2 separate regions of the Homo sapiens genome follow, and region 1 is linked to region 2. The links are chromatin contacts, found by Hi-C or POLR2A ChIA-PET in ENCODE. All regions are on one chromosome and are shown on one strand. Each heading gives the region's core, a stretch centred on a gene start or an enhancer-like site at or near the end of the contact. The rest is flanking DNA. Distances are from core to core; before and after follow the strand shown.

Evidence for each region. A loop is a pair of places that touch in the nucleus more often than their neighbours do. ChIA-PET counts read pairs that join two places held with the same protein, here RNA polymerase II (POLR2A). Pooled maps may share reads with other maps.
Region 1: a loop to region 2 is called in a map of endothelial cell of hepatic sinusoid, with 10 times the contacts of the local background. The contact joins two enhancer-like sites. A Hi-C loop is called at or near these places in 1 of 168 maps with a recorded cell type or tissue (endothelial cell of hepatic sinusoid) and 3 of 50 pooled maps. POLR2A ChIA-PET finds 5 or more read pairs at or near these places in 4 of 52 experiments (Caco-2, H1 and WTC11).

What each region holds. Positions count from the first base shown.
Region 1 is chr12:229,220-236,630 of GRCh38, reverse strand. SLC6A13 (solute carrier family 6 member 13) reads left to right here. Exons shown (of 15, transcript NM_016615.5): 7 at 1,407-1,541. Among named protein-coding and RNA genes, the nearest start is that of SLC6A12, 19 kb to the right of the region's middle. Within about 2 kb of position 3,090, at least 3 of the 41 ENCODE cell types and tissues checked have a DNase peak (open chromatin) inside an H3K27ac peak, as active enhancers do.
Region 2 is chr12:185,907-193,808 of GRCh38, reverse strand. SLC6A12 (solute carrier family 6 member 12) reads left to right here. Exons shown (of 16, transcript NM_001122848.3): 14 at 432-532; 15 at 1,161-1,331; 16 at 2,598-3,728. The coding sequence ends at 2,741. Among named protein-coding and RNA genes, the nearest start is that of IQSEC3-AS1, 7.4 kb to the right of the region's middle. RefSeq lists a silencer at 4,432-4,671. Within about 2 kb of position 4,593, at least 2 of the 41 ENCODE cell types and tissues checked have a DNase peak (open chromatin) inside an H3K27ac peak, as active enhancers do.

The DNA of each region.
Region 1 (7,411 bases), core at 1,841-4,340, 44 kb before region 2:
TCCTTGCCATGAACGCTAAGCACACTTATTGGGAGAATGCCAAATGTCATTCAGCCACTCAACAAATATTTATTGAATATGTGTCAGGGGAGGTGGGAGCTTTTAGCTGGAGGGAGGAAGGGAAGAGGGGAGGCTGTGGCTCAAGGGATAGGGGAGATGGAACTATATCCGGGGAACCCGCTCCCAATATTTCAAAGTAGGTTCTTTCTATTTTCCATAAGTGTCGGCTGGCTGAGAAATAAAGAGAGACAGTATAAAGAGAGGAATTTTACAGCTGGGCCGCTGGGGGTGACATCACATATTGGTAGGGCCACGATGCCCACCTGAGTCTCAGACCAGCAAGTTTTTATTAAGGGTTTTAAAAGGGGAGGGGGTGTAAGAACAGGGAGTAGGTACAAAGATCTCATGCTTCAAAGGGCAAAAAGCAGATCTACTAATAAGTGTCTAACAAAGATCACATGCTTCTGAGGGAACAGGACAAAGGGCAAAAGCAGAATTACTAATAAGGGTCCAACAAAGATCACAAGGCAAAGGGCAAAAACAGAACTACTAATAAGGGTCTATGTTCAGCGGTGCACGTATTGTCTTGATAAACATCTTAAATAACAGAAAATAGGGTTCAAGAGCAGAGAACTGGTCTGACCACAGATTTACCAGGGCAGAGTTTTTCCCCACCCTAGTAAACCTGAGGGTACTGCAGGAGACCAGGGCATATCTCAGTCCTTATCTCAACTGCATAAGACAGACATTCCCAGAGCGGCCATTTATAGACCTCCCCCCAGGAATGCATTCCTTTCCCAGGGTATTAATATTAATATTCCTTGCTAGGAAAAGAATTTAGCGACATCTCTCCTACTTGCACGTCCGTTTATAGGCTCTCTGCAAGAAGAAAAATATGGCTGTTTTTGCCCGACCCCACAGGCAGTCAGACCTTATGGTTGTCTTCCCTTGTTCCCTAAAAATCGCTAGTATTCTGTTCTTTTTCAAGGTGCACTGATTTCATATTGTTCAAACATACGTGTTTTACAATCAATTTGTACAGTTAATACAATTATCACGGTGGTCTTGAGGTGAGGTGATGTACATCCTCAGCTTATGAAGATAACAGGATTAAGAGATTAAAGTAAAGACAGGCATAAGAAATTATAAAAGTATTATTTGGAAACTGATAAGTGTCCATTAAATTTTCACAATTAATGTTCCTCTGCCGTGGCTCCAGCCAGTCCCTCCATTCGGGGTCCCTAACTTCCTGCAACAGAACTAAACAGCTGTGGATGAGCTGGGAGCAGGAGGAACACTCCCTTGACCTTTTCTGAGGAGCTCTTGCCCCTGCCTCCTGCCCCTGCCTCCTGCCCCTGCTGCTTCCTCACTCACAAGCTCCTTGTCTCTCATTTGCCCATGACCAGGTGGTGTACTTCACGGCCACATTTCCTTACCTCATGCTGGTGGTCCTGTTAATTCGAGGGGTGACGTTGCCTGGGGCAGCCCAAGGAATTCAGTTTTACCTGTACCCAAACCTCACGCGTCTGTGGGATCCCCAGGTAAGAAGCCACAGACAGGAGCCCTCACGTGACTCCCAGGGCAACTGAGCTTCAGGCTTTCCCTGCACTCTGACGGGGAACCCCCGCACCTAGCACTACCCTAGGGTGTCCACAGTGGCAGCAGAGGTGCACCCTTCCTTCTCTAGACATCTGTTTGTTGCCGGAAAGGGGTCTCAATCCAGACCCCAAGAGAGGGTTCTTGGACCTCTCACAAGAAGGAATTTGGGGGGAGTAGAATAAAGCAAAAGCAAGCTTATTAAGAAAGTAAAGGAGGCCAGGCACAGTGGCTCATGCCTGTAATCCCAGCACTTTGGGAGGCCGAAGTGGGTGGATCATTTGATGTCAGGAATTCGAGACCAGTCTGGCCAACATAGTGAAACCCCACCTCTACTAAAAATACAAAAATTAGCCGGGTGTAGTGGCACGCACCTGTAGTCCCAGCTACTCAGGAGGCTGAGGCAGGAGAATGGCATGAACCCAGGAGGCGAAGGTTGCAGTGAGCTGAGATCGCGCCACTGCACTCTAGCCTGGGCAACAGAGTGAGACTCTGTCTCTAAAATAAAATAAAATGAAATAAAATAAAATAAAATGAAATAAAATAAAATAAAATGAAATAAAGGAATGAAGAATGGCTACTCCATAGGCAGGGCAGCCCCAGGGCTACTGGTTGCCCATTTTTATGGTTATTTCTTGATTATATGCTAAATAAGGGGCGGATTATTCATTAGTTTCCTGGAAAGGTGTGGGCAATTCCCATAACTGAGGGTTCCCTCCCATTTTAGACCATAGAGGTTAACTTCCTGACGTTGCCATGGCATTTGTAAACTGTCATGGAGCTGGTGGGAGTGTCTTTCAGCATGCTAATGCATAATAATTTACATATAATTGGTGGTGAGGCCCTGAAGTGTGGTTACCCGGTTATGCCCTGCCTCTGCCTCCTGGGCGCAGAGACCATCCTGCCGGGGGAGTGAGCGTGCAACCTAGAGCTCCTCCTCTAGGACCAGAGTTCACTTCTGTTGCCATCTTGGTTTTGACGGGTTTTGGCCAGCTTCTTTACTGAAACCTGTTTTATCAGCAAGGTCTTTATGACTGGTATCTTGTGAGGTGACGACCTCCTGTCTCATCCTGTGACTTAGAATGCCTTACCTCCTGGGAATGCAGCCCCAGTGGGTCTCAGCTTTATTTTACCCAGCCCCTATTCAAGCTGGAGCCGCTGTGGTTCAAATGCCTCTGACATGTTAGCAGCTGTTTGTGGTCATAAGGTGTCTGACACTGTCCCTTCTTGGGTTCACAGCTGCCAGGGAACCCAGGCAAATATCACTAGGGTAGTATTTCTAGTAATATCTCTCAAGGGCCATAAGTGTCACTCACAGTCCTTACTCAAGGGTGTCCTTCTCCCCTCCTCTCCCCACCCGCTTCGTACATTTATCTCTTGGGAGCTCATCTCCTACTGAGCTTCCTCTTTAATTCTTACCCCTCAATCTGCCTCCTGGTTCCCTCCCTCTGCCCATGTGACCCATGTCTAGGCCGCAGCTCCCTGGCCCTGCCCTCAGCCAGCTGGGCTAGTGTTAAGTTTCCCTGTCAGTTGTCCAGAGGCTCCGGGTCTCCTCCCCACCCTTCCTTCGTGGTCTGCACTCCCTCTACTACAGCGGGCTTTTTTACCGTCCGGGTAGGGAGGGGTGGTGTTGCCTGCTGCCTGAAGGGGGTTGGAAAGCAAGGCCTGGAATGGGCAGGCCCTGCCTCTGACAGGTCTCTTACCTTCCCCTCTTTGGCAGCCATCTGAAAGCTGGCAAAGCCAGGAGGTGTCGAGGGCCGGAGGGGTGCGTGGGTAAGCTCCGCCCCAGAGGCCCTGAAGTGTTGTTACCCGGTTATGCCCTGCCTCTGCCTCCTGGGTGCAGAGACCACCCTGCCGGGGGAGTGAGTGTGCAACCTAGAGCTCCTCCTCTTGTTGCTGGAGTCTCTCCATGTCTATGAAAGAAGCCCCAAGGAGACATAAGGGCGGGTGGCTCCCAGCACGTGGAAGACACACTGGGATGGCTTTCCAAACGTTTAAAATAGTCGGGCACCAGCATATTCACTGATGTTGCTGACAGGGAGCAAGAGAGGCGACAGGCACACTGAGGCTGGGAGCTCTGTGCACACAGGGGCAATGACTCCCCCTGGGGCAGAATGTCAGGCTATCCGGAAGCCAAACTGTCCTCAGGTCTCCTGGCCACTCTGGCCAGGTTTTGATTCTTTCATCCTGAGCTCTGCTGGGACGCTGTGGCTTCCAGAAGCAGACAGACCATGGCTATTCAGAAACCTCCCTGCAGAGTCAAGTAGCCCTGGTCCTGAGTGTTTCTCAATAACCTTCTGGTGGGATAGGAGCTTATCCTTCCCTTCTCCCATTTCTCAGACAGCATGGAGATACAGATTGCTACTGCCTCATGTCCACGCAGGGTACGAGGGCAGCGGTCAGGCTTTGGAGCCAAACTGTAGAAGCACAACCAGGGTCCTAGAAGGATTCCAGTGCACGTTCCTCATTGTAAGATGAGCACACTGTGGCCTAAGGTTGTGCAGCCAGTAATTATGGCAGACCAGGCAAAGGGTATCTTTGTTTTGTGAATCATAAGCCCTTTGACTTATCTGGGACCACAGGGTTGTGATGGATGGTAGGTGGCGAGCAGGAGTTGTAGGGGGAAGCTGAGTGGAGGGGAGGCTTTGAAGCCGGGTGAAGAGTTTGGCTTGGATTCCCCACACAAGAGAAAGCCACTGTGGTTCTGGAGGGGCAGAGTTGAGAACCAGTGGCTAAGCTACAAAGATCACCTTTGTCTGCGGGTAGGCCGGAGAGGAAGGAGGCATGATCAGGAAAGGTGACAGGCAGGTAGGCTGGCAGAGAAAAAGGACAGAGGGTCTTAGTGTTTCCACAACAGATTCATGGCTTTGTCCTGATCAGCTATTTGTAGCTAACAACTAGGGCGTGCTTACTCTGTCCCTGACATTGTTAAGAGGCTTACATGCATTATTTCAGCAAACGCTCACAGCAGATCAACAAGGCATCCCCATTTTATAGATTAGGACATTAAGGCCTAGAGAGCTTAATGCATGTTTTCATCCTCACATCTGCAACTGGGACTGGGTCTGAATGATGACGAATCCCATGCACTTTATGATCCACTCTTGGAGACGAGGTCCCTGGCCACTCACCTTTGTTTCTCTCACAGCTTATTCATTCAGCAAAAACCTGAGTGAATCTACTATGAGCACCTACTATGTGCCGGATCTGTTCCAGGTGCCATGTTTGGTATATAACAGCTTCCAGAAAACATAAAGAAGGTGGACCAGGTAGCTTTCAACTTCTGAGCATTAATGAGGCCATAAGTCTCTGTCTGGGTGACTGCAGGGACAAAGACCTCTTTCAGTCTCTACTCTGGGATACCATTCTTTCCATTCCAGCCAGCTTTGGGCTGTGCAGGGAGCATCTGTGTTCCAAGTGCTTTGGGGCTGTGGGGAGGGGGATGGCTCAAGTGCCAGGACTGGTCCTGAGCAGCCTTCTTCTCTGCCTGGTCCAAGTCTCATGCTGAAGCTAGGCCTTTGTTGTCAGTGAACAAAGCAGCACCTGCAGGGTGGGGGTGCTTTGCCAGAGCCCTAATTGAATCTAGTTGGCACTCCCCAGGAAGTGTGATCATTCTAACTGGCATTCGCCTGGCACTTGAGAAGGGTGCAAAATGTCTTCTCCCCGACACAGACCAAAGACGCATCTCTCTGCCAAGCACTGAGGCCGGTTGTGGGGAGCCAGGCAGAGACAACGCTGTGCTCCCCTCTCGTTTGCTCCCCTTTTTCTGCCAGGCTCGCTGTTTGAGGGGCAGGTTGCTGCCTTTCCCGGTATCCCCAGGCCTTGTCTCCTCCCCCTGGGGACTGGCCACTGGAGACCCAGGGCTCTGCTGGAGCGTGTGCTTTACTCAGACCACTTGTTTCTTTCCCGGGTCCTGGCCCTGTGCCTGTTCTACTGCACTTTAGGAGGTTGCTGAGGGCGGGGGATGGGAGGAGGACATCCAAAGAACCCTCGTGGAAGCTTTTAGATCCCTGCGTTAAGCAAGTCTAAGGAAAGGTTTGTTTAGGGAGGAAGCTGAAATCACCGATTAGAACTAGTCTTTATTTTAGTATTGAAATCCAATCTATGCCACCTCATTATCAATGAAAGATGAGTTGCTTTTTAAAATAATAGCAGCAGTAAACAGTGGCCAAAGCTAACCTTATTATGTCCCTCTTATTCGCCAGGCCCTTTGCTGAGTGCTTGACACAGTTCAACCCTGTGAGTTTGGGGTCAGCCTCATCTTACGGATGGAGAAACAGAAGCTTAGGAAACTTAAGAAACTTGCCCCGAATCACAAAACCAGCATGTGGGGGAGCGTGGGTTTTATCTCAAGCAGTCTTTTGATGACTGCTGTCTTATTTACCATGATAGTTCCCAAAGAATATGAATTACTTGAGAGTTTTAAGAGCTGCTTTTTATTATTCCAGAAGGTGAGATAGGAAACTAATATTTATTTATGTGTTAGGCATTTTACATGCATTATTTTATTTGTTATTATACCCATTTTCCTGATGAGAAAAGGGAGGTTCAGGGAGGTTAAGTGACTTGCCTAAGATCGCACAGCCAGTAATTAATAAGGTCAGGAATTGAGCCCAGATTAATGTAACTTCAAAGCTGTGCTTTTCCATTACACAACATTGCCTTCCTAAAAATAGTAGATAGATATTAATAATCCTGGGGGTTGGACTTGAGGCTGAAAACATCTTTCCCAGATCTTCTAGAGTCCCCTCTCCTCCTCCTTCCCCCCAAGACCTCTTTTACCTGCGTTCCACCCAGAATTTTTTACACTTATTTTTCCCTTGGTCGGCCTTCTGCCCTAGCCAGAGACAAATCAGAGCTTTATTCCAGAAACCAGGGCTCGTGGAGTGGGCAGGGAGTGGTCGCCTGTGGTGGGAATGGAACAGCTTGCTCTGACCCCGTTCTCTTCCCCATCCCAGCAGGCCTGTTGGGCAGCAGCTGTGTGGGGAGCTGGGGCTTGCCAAGCTCCCAGCGAGGGGGCTTTGGTCAAAGAAGAGTGCATTGACCCTTGCGCTCTGGGTTCTCAGCCTCCTGCCGCATTTTCCTTAGTTCTCATTAACCTCTCCCCCAATTCAGTCTCCATATGACCCCACTCCGACCTCCCACCCCTGCCGAGGCGAGGTAAATGGCCAAGTCACGATTTCTCTTATTATTCCTTCCCAAGCACAAGTTCACAAAGATGCCCGTATCAGGCTTGTGCCTCTGAATGTGTGTGGGCAGCCGCGGCGTGTTTCCTTGGTAATTCATGGCCCAGTCTGCACCCAGCGCACCGTCAGGCCTGGGAGCAAATGTCCAAGGCGCGAGGACTCCGGGCTCCCGGGACACACCCTGAATGACCTTTTTGGGAGGGGGCGCCCGACCTCATGAAGGGGCAGTACCCGTGGGTCCCAGGAGACGTGCATTGGTCCTGAGCCCTTACACCTCTGACCCTGGGGAAGCACTTTCTCTATAAGCTCAGGGCCTTTTGCCAGAAGGTCCTGCTCTTGAAGCTGCCAGTAACTTAGCCAGTGAAGCAGGAATGAGATAGAACCGAGTGACTTTCATGCCAACGTCAGTGAGTTTTCCTGAGATGACTATCTTTGCAGGAGCTGTGTGGCAGAGTTTTAGAAGAGAAAAAAGGATTTAGAACATCTTGAAGGAGCAAACAGACTGGCCAAGGCATCTCCTCAAAATTGGTGTGGCATCACACTGAAACTTTTCTTTTTTTAAACGGGGAGAAGTGAGACACTGCAGTTTGCAAACACCCCCTTGCCTGTCCCAGGGTCTGTCCTTCATT
Region 2 (7,902 bases), core at 3,344-5,843:
TCTATGAGTTTTCTATGATGTGTCTGAACAGCGGGAGCCTTGTTGTTTTGCTGTTTTGGCTTGAACCAAATTCATCTCTGCTACCCGGGTAAACAGGCGTTTGTCTAACCATTGAGCCCCATTTTGGGCTCACACCACTCCTTTGTGGTTAGACCAGTGGGGTCTCCATCACAAGACAGGGAGGCAAGAGACAGCACTGACAAGAGATGGCAGCAGCAGTGTGTGGGGGCAGCCCCTGCCTCGTGACTCGAATGCATCTCATGCAGGGATACAGGGTGTCAGGGAGGCGTCTCACTCACGTGCCCTGTTCCAGTTTCCCTGCACAGGGCGGGGGTGAGGGAAGGGCACAGAGCCAAGTGGGTCTTTCCCAAACACCGGGAAGCTGTTCTCACCCTCTGGCTCTCACACTCTCCCACGCCATGCCTGCTCAGGGGCGGACCGTTTCTATGACAACATTGAGGACATGATTGGCTACCGGCCATGGCCCCTGGTGAAGATCTCCTGGCTCTTCCTGACCCCTGGACTTTGCCTGGTATGTGCCCACCAGCTGCCCCTCTATTCCTTCCTGCCCCCAGAAGACTCCAGAGATGAGGGAAAGGACGGCTGACATGCAGGGCTCTTTCCCCACCTGTCCAGTCTCCCGTGGGGCCTGGTCCATTTCCTGTTCTATGTTGCCTTCCCTGCTCTTCTTTCTGGGGCCATCTCATCCACCCATAAGTAGAATCTTGTTCTACTTCCTACTTCCGGCTCCATCCCTTCCTCACAGTGCCTCCTGCTTCTGCCTGATTTCTCGATGGTTGGTCTCCTGTCTGTCTGAGCTTCTCTTCTGAGCCCTTCCCTTCCTTTGTATCACCCCCTGTCTCCGTCTGTGATGTGAATGATGCTCTTCCGAGCCCCTCCCTTCCTTTGTATCGCCTCCTGTCTCCGTCTGTGATGTGAATGATGCTCTTCCGAGCCCCTCCCTTCCTTTGTATCGCCTCCTGTCTCCGTCTGTGATGTGAATGATGCCTTGGCCTGGGATTTGCAGGGGCTTTTACTCTTCCACCTTACAGACGTGCTGCAGTGCACCTGACTTGTCCTCTGTCCTTGGCTGTACGTAGCTGCGGAGAGGGTTTCAGTCGCCCCCTATCTTACCCATGGCTGCCCCTTCCTTCTCCCAGGCCACTTTCCTCTTCTCCTTGAGCAAGTACACCCCCCTCAAGTACAACAACGTCTATGTGTACCCGCCCTGGGGATACTCCATTGGCTGGTTCCTGGCTCTGTCCTCCATGGTCTGTGTCCCACTCTTCGTCGTCATCACCCTCCTGAAGACTCGGGGTCCTTTCAGGAAGGTAGGTGGTGTAGGGGAGAGTGACCTCTTAAAGGAGGGCACTGAGAGAGGCTGGACTTGGGGCAGGACACACAACTGGGGCCAGGGAGCAGACACAAACTCTGAGTGTGGGGCAGCCCTTCAGTCTCACAGAATCTTAACGAGACGAACTTTGAAGACCAGTCCAGTGGCTTTTCAGAAATGCTCTGAAAAGTCCTAGAGTCCTAGACCTACAGACTCTGACCTCCCATGGATGATCTGGGCAGGCTAACGGAGGGCAAACTGCTGAAAGGTTCAGGAGAAAACTAAGTCACAAACATGAACAGGAAGGTGCCCAGACACAGAAGGTTTACAAGACTATAGATTCCTTGCCCTCGGAAAACTGATAACCAGCAAGCACAGTTCACTCCACACACAGGCTCCTGGCTTCTTTTCTTAACTCTGCCTGGGGACACACGCAAGAGGCTCCCTGTCTAGAGTTTGGGACATATCCTCCTGGAAGGAGCTATAGCCAATGACCCACAAAGGTAGAAATCTATCTTGCCTATAAATAATAGAAAACCCAACCTCCAACAGTTTCAGCAAATAGGCTTGTTTGTTTTTTATGTTTCAAGAAGGTCAGAGATTAGGGCTGCTGGTATTTGGTTTGGCTGCTTAAAGAGGCCCTTAGGGACCAGACTTTTCCTGCATTTCTACACTTCCATCCTGGGCATGCTGTGTTTTCATCATCACGTTTATCACCTCATGGTCACAAGATGGCTGTCACGATTCCAGTCATCACATCTGCATTCAAGGCAAGAAGGAGGGAGCAGATGGCACCACCACCACCACCACCAACAGTCGTAGCAGTACCACTGATAAGAAGAAAAATAATAGATACTTATTGAGCACATAATAATAGTAATAACAATAATGACAATAACAAAAATAGATATTTATTGATCACTTACTCTGTGCCAAGCACTGTTCTGTGAGGTGCATTCTACTATTATTCTCAATTTACAGGTAAGAAAATTGAGGGGGATTAACAGAGGGGTTAAGTGAGCAGCCTTAGGTGGCGCAGGTCGGCAGCAGAGCCAGGACTGGAACCCAGGCAGCGCACACTCATTCGTAGTCACGGTATTGCTGCCTCCCTTCTCACCTCAAACGGTTCATTCATTGACTCACTCATACTGTGCGGTGCTGGCCATGTGCTCCGCTCTGGGCTGGGCCCTGGGGTTGCACACATGAGGAACCTTCTGCGCCTCCCTCACCATCAGCTCCAAATCCCTGCCTCTTCTCTCCACAGCGTCTGCGTCAGCTCATCACCCCTGACTCCAGTCTGCCACAGCCCAAGCAACATCCCTGCTTGGATGGCAGTGCTGGCCGGAACTTTGGGCCCTCCCCAACAAGGGAAGGACTGATAGCCGGGGAGAAGGAGACCCATTTGTAGGGTGTGGCCAGAGGCCAGGCGGCTCCTAAGCCGGGAACCTAGGTCAGGGCCACCCTCCATTCTCAGCGGACAGCCTCTGCCTCTGTCTCCTGCCACAATCCTGCTGGGAACCTCTGGAGAGCCACAGGCACCCCCAGCTGGAGGCCAGACTCCTCTCTTGTGCTAGCTGGAGCAGCTCCTTCCCCTTTGCTGATAACACCACCACTGGGACGTGCCATGTTGGGACGCCACTCCCTGTGGGAAGGCACCATCGTTTTTATAAAGGGGGGTCTTTTTGGAGGCCGCCATCTGATTGCAACACCTCGAGTTATGAGGATTCCACTGTGGGGATGCCTCTTGTTAGAGCGTACTGCATTTGTACACGGGGAGAGGAGCTATAATTGGAACGCACACTGCCGTCCAATGTGGAGAGCCTGATGGGACAATACCCTGTTGGAAGTGACAACTGAACACACTGTGTTGGATCGGAGGTTCCGTTAGGGGATCCTTCCTTAGGCTTAACGACAGAGGCAAGCCTTTGCATGCCGTCAGTCTGGAGTTTCCTCCGAGTCTCTCATGGCATCTCCAGCTCCTGCCCTAGTTCCGCACTGTTCTTGCAGTGTTTCATCAACTCCTGGAGCATTGGAATGGAAGGGGCTTGGGAGATGATTCCTAGACTTCACAAACACTCGGCATGCCTCCCTGCACTGTCCGTTCCTCTGCCCAAGGCCGATATTGCTAACTGATCACAGATTCTTTCCCACCTCACAATCCTTCCGAATGTGCTCCAGGCAGCACCATTTGCCATCCTGCTTCTAACGCAAACCCCTGACTTCATGGATGAGGAACCTGGAGACCAAAGAGACAAAGGGACTTTTTCAAGTTCACATGGGGACCCCCTTCTTGGGGGCCAGAGATATGACTAAAACCTTATCTCCTTGTGCTCAGGCCAGTGTCTTCCCATTAACCCCCTGCCTTAGTTAACAAGTGTGTATGGATTGCCTTCCATGCGTGCTGGTCTCCTTTGCCTTGCTCCGTTTCTGTTGAGCTATGCCGCTTGGGGTGGGGGAAGAGAGGACCCCTCTGTTGGAGGTGGTGAGGAGCTCCCCAGACTAGCGCCCCCGCCTTGGTAATTTCTCCATCAGCCCATCATCACCTGGCCCGATGTCCTCCCAGATCCTTTTGTTCTTGTCCTTGCCACCTCTTATTCCCCCACGGAATGCACGGAGTCTGTGAGAGTGTCCCAGGGGGCGGGTGTGGGGGTGCCCTCCTTAGCTGCCACACATGGCTCCACCCGTTTCCCACCCACTCCTCTTCCCACACCCCTACCGAGTCCCACATGCCTCTTCTGTGGCTGGAAGGCTTCCTGGAGGAGGAGGCAGGGTTTGGATAAGGTCTGTGCTGTTGTGTTCAGAAGGGAAGGGAGGAGAGGGACTGGGGCTGGGGAGGGAATTTCAGGGCAGTTTCCTGGGTCAAGGGAAGCCAGCCAGGATGAGGGGGGTGATTCGTATATAGATGTCACCTGGACCCCCCGCCCAGGGGCTGCAGGAGAAATCAGGTCAGGCTGGGGTGAGTTCCGTCCTCGACAGGCCTATGCCACCTCAGGTACTCTTAGCTTCTGACCGCCCCCCTTGTCTCCCTCTGGACTGCTCTGTGCACCTGTGCCCTCGCTCCTTGGACCGGCTAGTGGGGAGAGAAGGAGGCCCAGGGGAAAGAGAAGGAGAGCAACGGCTTCAGCCAGATGCTCTCAGTTACGAGGCCGGGTCTGGCGGAAAACGAAAAACGCGAGGCCGGCGCAGCGCTGTCTGCGGCCGCCGGGTGGCAGAGGGGAGTAGCGCCGCGTCCCCGCCGCCCTCCCCCGGGGCCCCTAGCACGCGGGCGCGCGCCTCAGCCGGCCCCTGCCCGCAGCTAGTCCAGTACTTCCCGCCGCCTTCTCCCCGCCTGCAAACGCCGCGGCACCCGTCGGTGCTGCACCCTGGAGGGCACGCTTTGGGTCGGGCTCCCAAGCCTCGCTCTCTGCGGACCGCACAGCCCTCTTTCAGATTCCTTCGCCCTGCACCAATTCGCCATCCTCTCTGCTGCCCCAGACCCCCTGGCTTTAGCGCACAGCCTGTCCCGCAAGCTCTCTGCCCTGGCTGAGAGCGTCCACAGCTCCTCCCTCCATCGCTCCCATTCTCTGGATGAGTCCAAAGGGATCTGGATGGGGGTGGGGATGGAGGGAACGGGGAGGGGGGTGCGGGAAAGGGACTTCGGGCCAACCTCACCTCTCACAGGGACCCAGCCATAATGGCTCCACAACCTGGGCAAGGAGCAACTGTTTCACTCTCCAGCCTGCCCAGAGCACCAGTACAGGTGTGTGTGTGTGCCTGTGTGTGCACATGAGTTCACGCGCCTGTGTGTGTGTGGGTGTGCATACGACGTGCGTGCGTAAGGAGCAGCTGTGGGGTCGTGATTTGGGTTTGCTTTTGAGAGGTGACAGCGTGCCCCCAGCCCTCACAGCCCTCGCTCGCTCTCGGCGCCCACTCTGGCTGCGCTTGAGGAGCCCTTCAGCCCCCCGCTGCACTGTGGGAGCCCCTTTCTGGGCTGGCCAAGGCCGGAGCCGGCTCCCTCAGCTTGCAGAGAGGTGTGGAGGGAGAGGCGCTGGCGGGAAGCGGGGCTGCGCGCGGCGCTTGCGGGCCAGCGCGAGTTCCGGGTGGGCGTGGGCTCGGCGGGCCCCACAATCGGAGCGGCCTGCCGGCCCCGCCGGCCCGGGGCAGTGAGGGGCTTAGCACCTGGGCCAGCAGCTGCTGTGCTCAATTTCTCGCTGGGCCTTAGCTGCCTTCCCGTGGGGCAGGGCTCGGAACCTGCAGCTCGCCATGCCTGAGCCTCCCTCCCCCTCCATGGGCTCCTGTGCGGCCCGAGCCTCCCCGACCAGCGCCGCCCCCTGCTCCAGGGCACCCAGTCCCATCGACCACCCAAGGGCTGAGAAGTGCGGGCGCACGGAACCGGACTGGGAGGCAGCTCCACCTGTGGCCCCAGTGAGGGATCCACTGGGTGAAGCCAGCTGGGCTCCTGAGTCTGGTGGGGACTAGGAGAACCTTTATGTCTAGCTCAGGGATTGTAAATACACCAATCGGCACTCTGTATCTAGCTCAAGGTTTGTAAACACACCAATCAGCACCCTGTGTCTAGCTCAGGGTTTGTGAATGCACCAATCCACACTCTGTATCTAGCTTCTCTGGTGGGGACTTGGAGAACCTTTGTGTCTAGCTCAGGCGTTGTAAACACACCAATCAAAACCCTGTCAAAACGGACCAATCAGCGCTCTGTAAAATGGACCAATCGGCTCTCTGTAAAATGGACCAATCAGCAGGATGTGGGTGGGGCCAGGTAAGAGAATAAAAGCAGGCTGCCGGAGGCCCTAGTGGTAACCCGCTGGGGTCGCGTTGTGTGCAGTGGGTGCTGTGTGTGTGGTTTGTTTTTTTTTTTTTTTTTTTTTTTTTTTTTTTTTTTTTTTTTTGCTCTTTTGCAGTAAATCTTGCTGCTGCTCACTGTTTGGGTCTACTCTGCCTTTATGAGGTGTAACACTCATTGGGAAAATCTGCAGGTTTACTTCTGAAACCAGCGAGACCACTGAACCATCGGGAGGAAAAAAAAACTCCAGACGCGCCGCCTTCAGAGTTGTAGCACTCATCGCGAAGGTCCGCAGTTTCACTCCGGAGCTGGTGAGACCACGAACCTACCAGAAGGAAAAAACTCCGAACACATCTGAACGTTAGAAGGAACAAACTCCGGACACGCCGCCTTTAAGAACTGTAACCCTCACTGTGAGGGTCTGCGGCTTCATGCTTGAAGTCAGTGAGACCAAGAACCCACTTACTCTGGGCACACTTTCATCTCGTTTCCTTTGGTGTTTGAGTTGCAGACTGGTGAACAGAGGCCAAATCTGGCAGCTACAATTTGGCCAGTGTGGCATGAAAAAATTGATTTTTGCAGCAGAAGCCCTGAGGCATGCTGGAGTTTGCCACAGTCTTCCCACTTCTGTCACACCTGGTTTTCTCACATATTCGCTTTTGCGTTTGAATTCATAATCTGTGCCCTAGCGGAGAAAGTGAGAACTTTGGGCAGGGGAGGGAACAGGAGCCCTTGGGTGCGACGCAAGGGACAGCAGAGGGCAGTGGTTGGGGGTCCTGGTGCCTCAGAAGGGGTGGTGGTAGCAGGGTTACCACAGGCTCCAGCCTGCTCCGGTGTGGACCTCACACCCTATGATGCTATTCATCCATGAATCCTGGGTCAAGTCTCTCTCCCACCTGGACATTCTCCCGAAGAAGGGTAGTGGATACCTCTAATTTCAGAGCTACATCTCAATAGATGTGTTAACATCAGCAGCGCCCACGTGGCAGAGTACACCAAAGCTTAATTGTCTGGGGGGACAGTTGGCCCAATAGAGAGGCCCACGTGGAATCCAGGCCTCCCACTAATGGTCAACAGCAGCAGCTTGCTGCAAGGTGAATACACTGCGTGGAAATGTATCCTCCCAGCTGGCCAAGGCTTCTAGTGGCAGCAGCCCTGGCTGACACAGGGACTACAGCCTTACAGAGGCACTGAGCCAGAAATGCCCAGCCAAGTGGGCCCCAAATGCCTGACCCCAGTGAGAGGTGAGAAATGCATATGGTTGTTTTAAGCCGTAAGCTTTGGGGTGATTTTTTACACAGCAGTAGATAATACCTATCCTTGGATCCAATTGCTTGCAGTTCCTTCACCTGGCTGACAGCTGCTGTGGCTGCCGGTGGAAGGCCTCGGCTCCTCTCATGTGGGCTCTCTGTTGGGTCAAGTGTGCTCCTGGACAGCTGAGCTTTAGCGTGCACTGTGGCCTGTGGGTGCTGTCGTGGCCACTTCCCAGAGCGCGAGAGTCACCCTCTTTGAGAGTCAGGCGTGGCCCCTCTTCAGAGGCGTCCCTCAGCCCCCTCGTGCCCTTCTGCCTGAGCCTCCTGCCTCTCTGCCACAGCCTCACCTCCTCTGACCCCTCCAGAGCCCTCCCCTGACCCTGGGCTCACCCTGTCCTTGCTGTGAGGAGGTGAAGACTGGCTGTGTCTGTCCCTGCCACCTCCGTGCTCGCATGCCCAGCTTCCTTGCAGGTTCTGCTGCTCAGTGAAGTAACAAGGGCTGATTGGATCTAACAGGGATGAGAAGCTTGTTAACC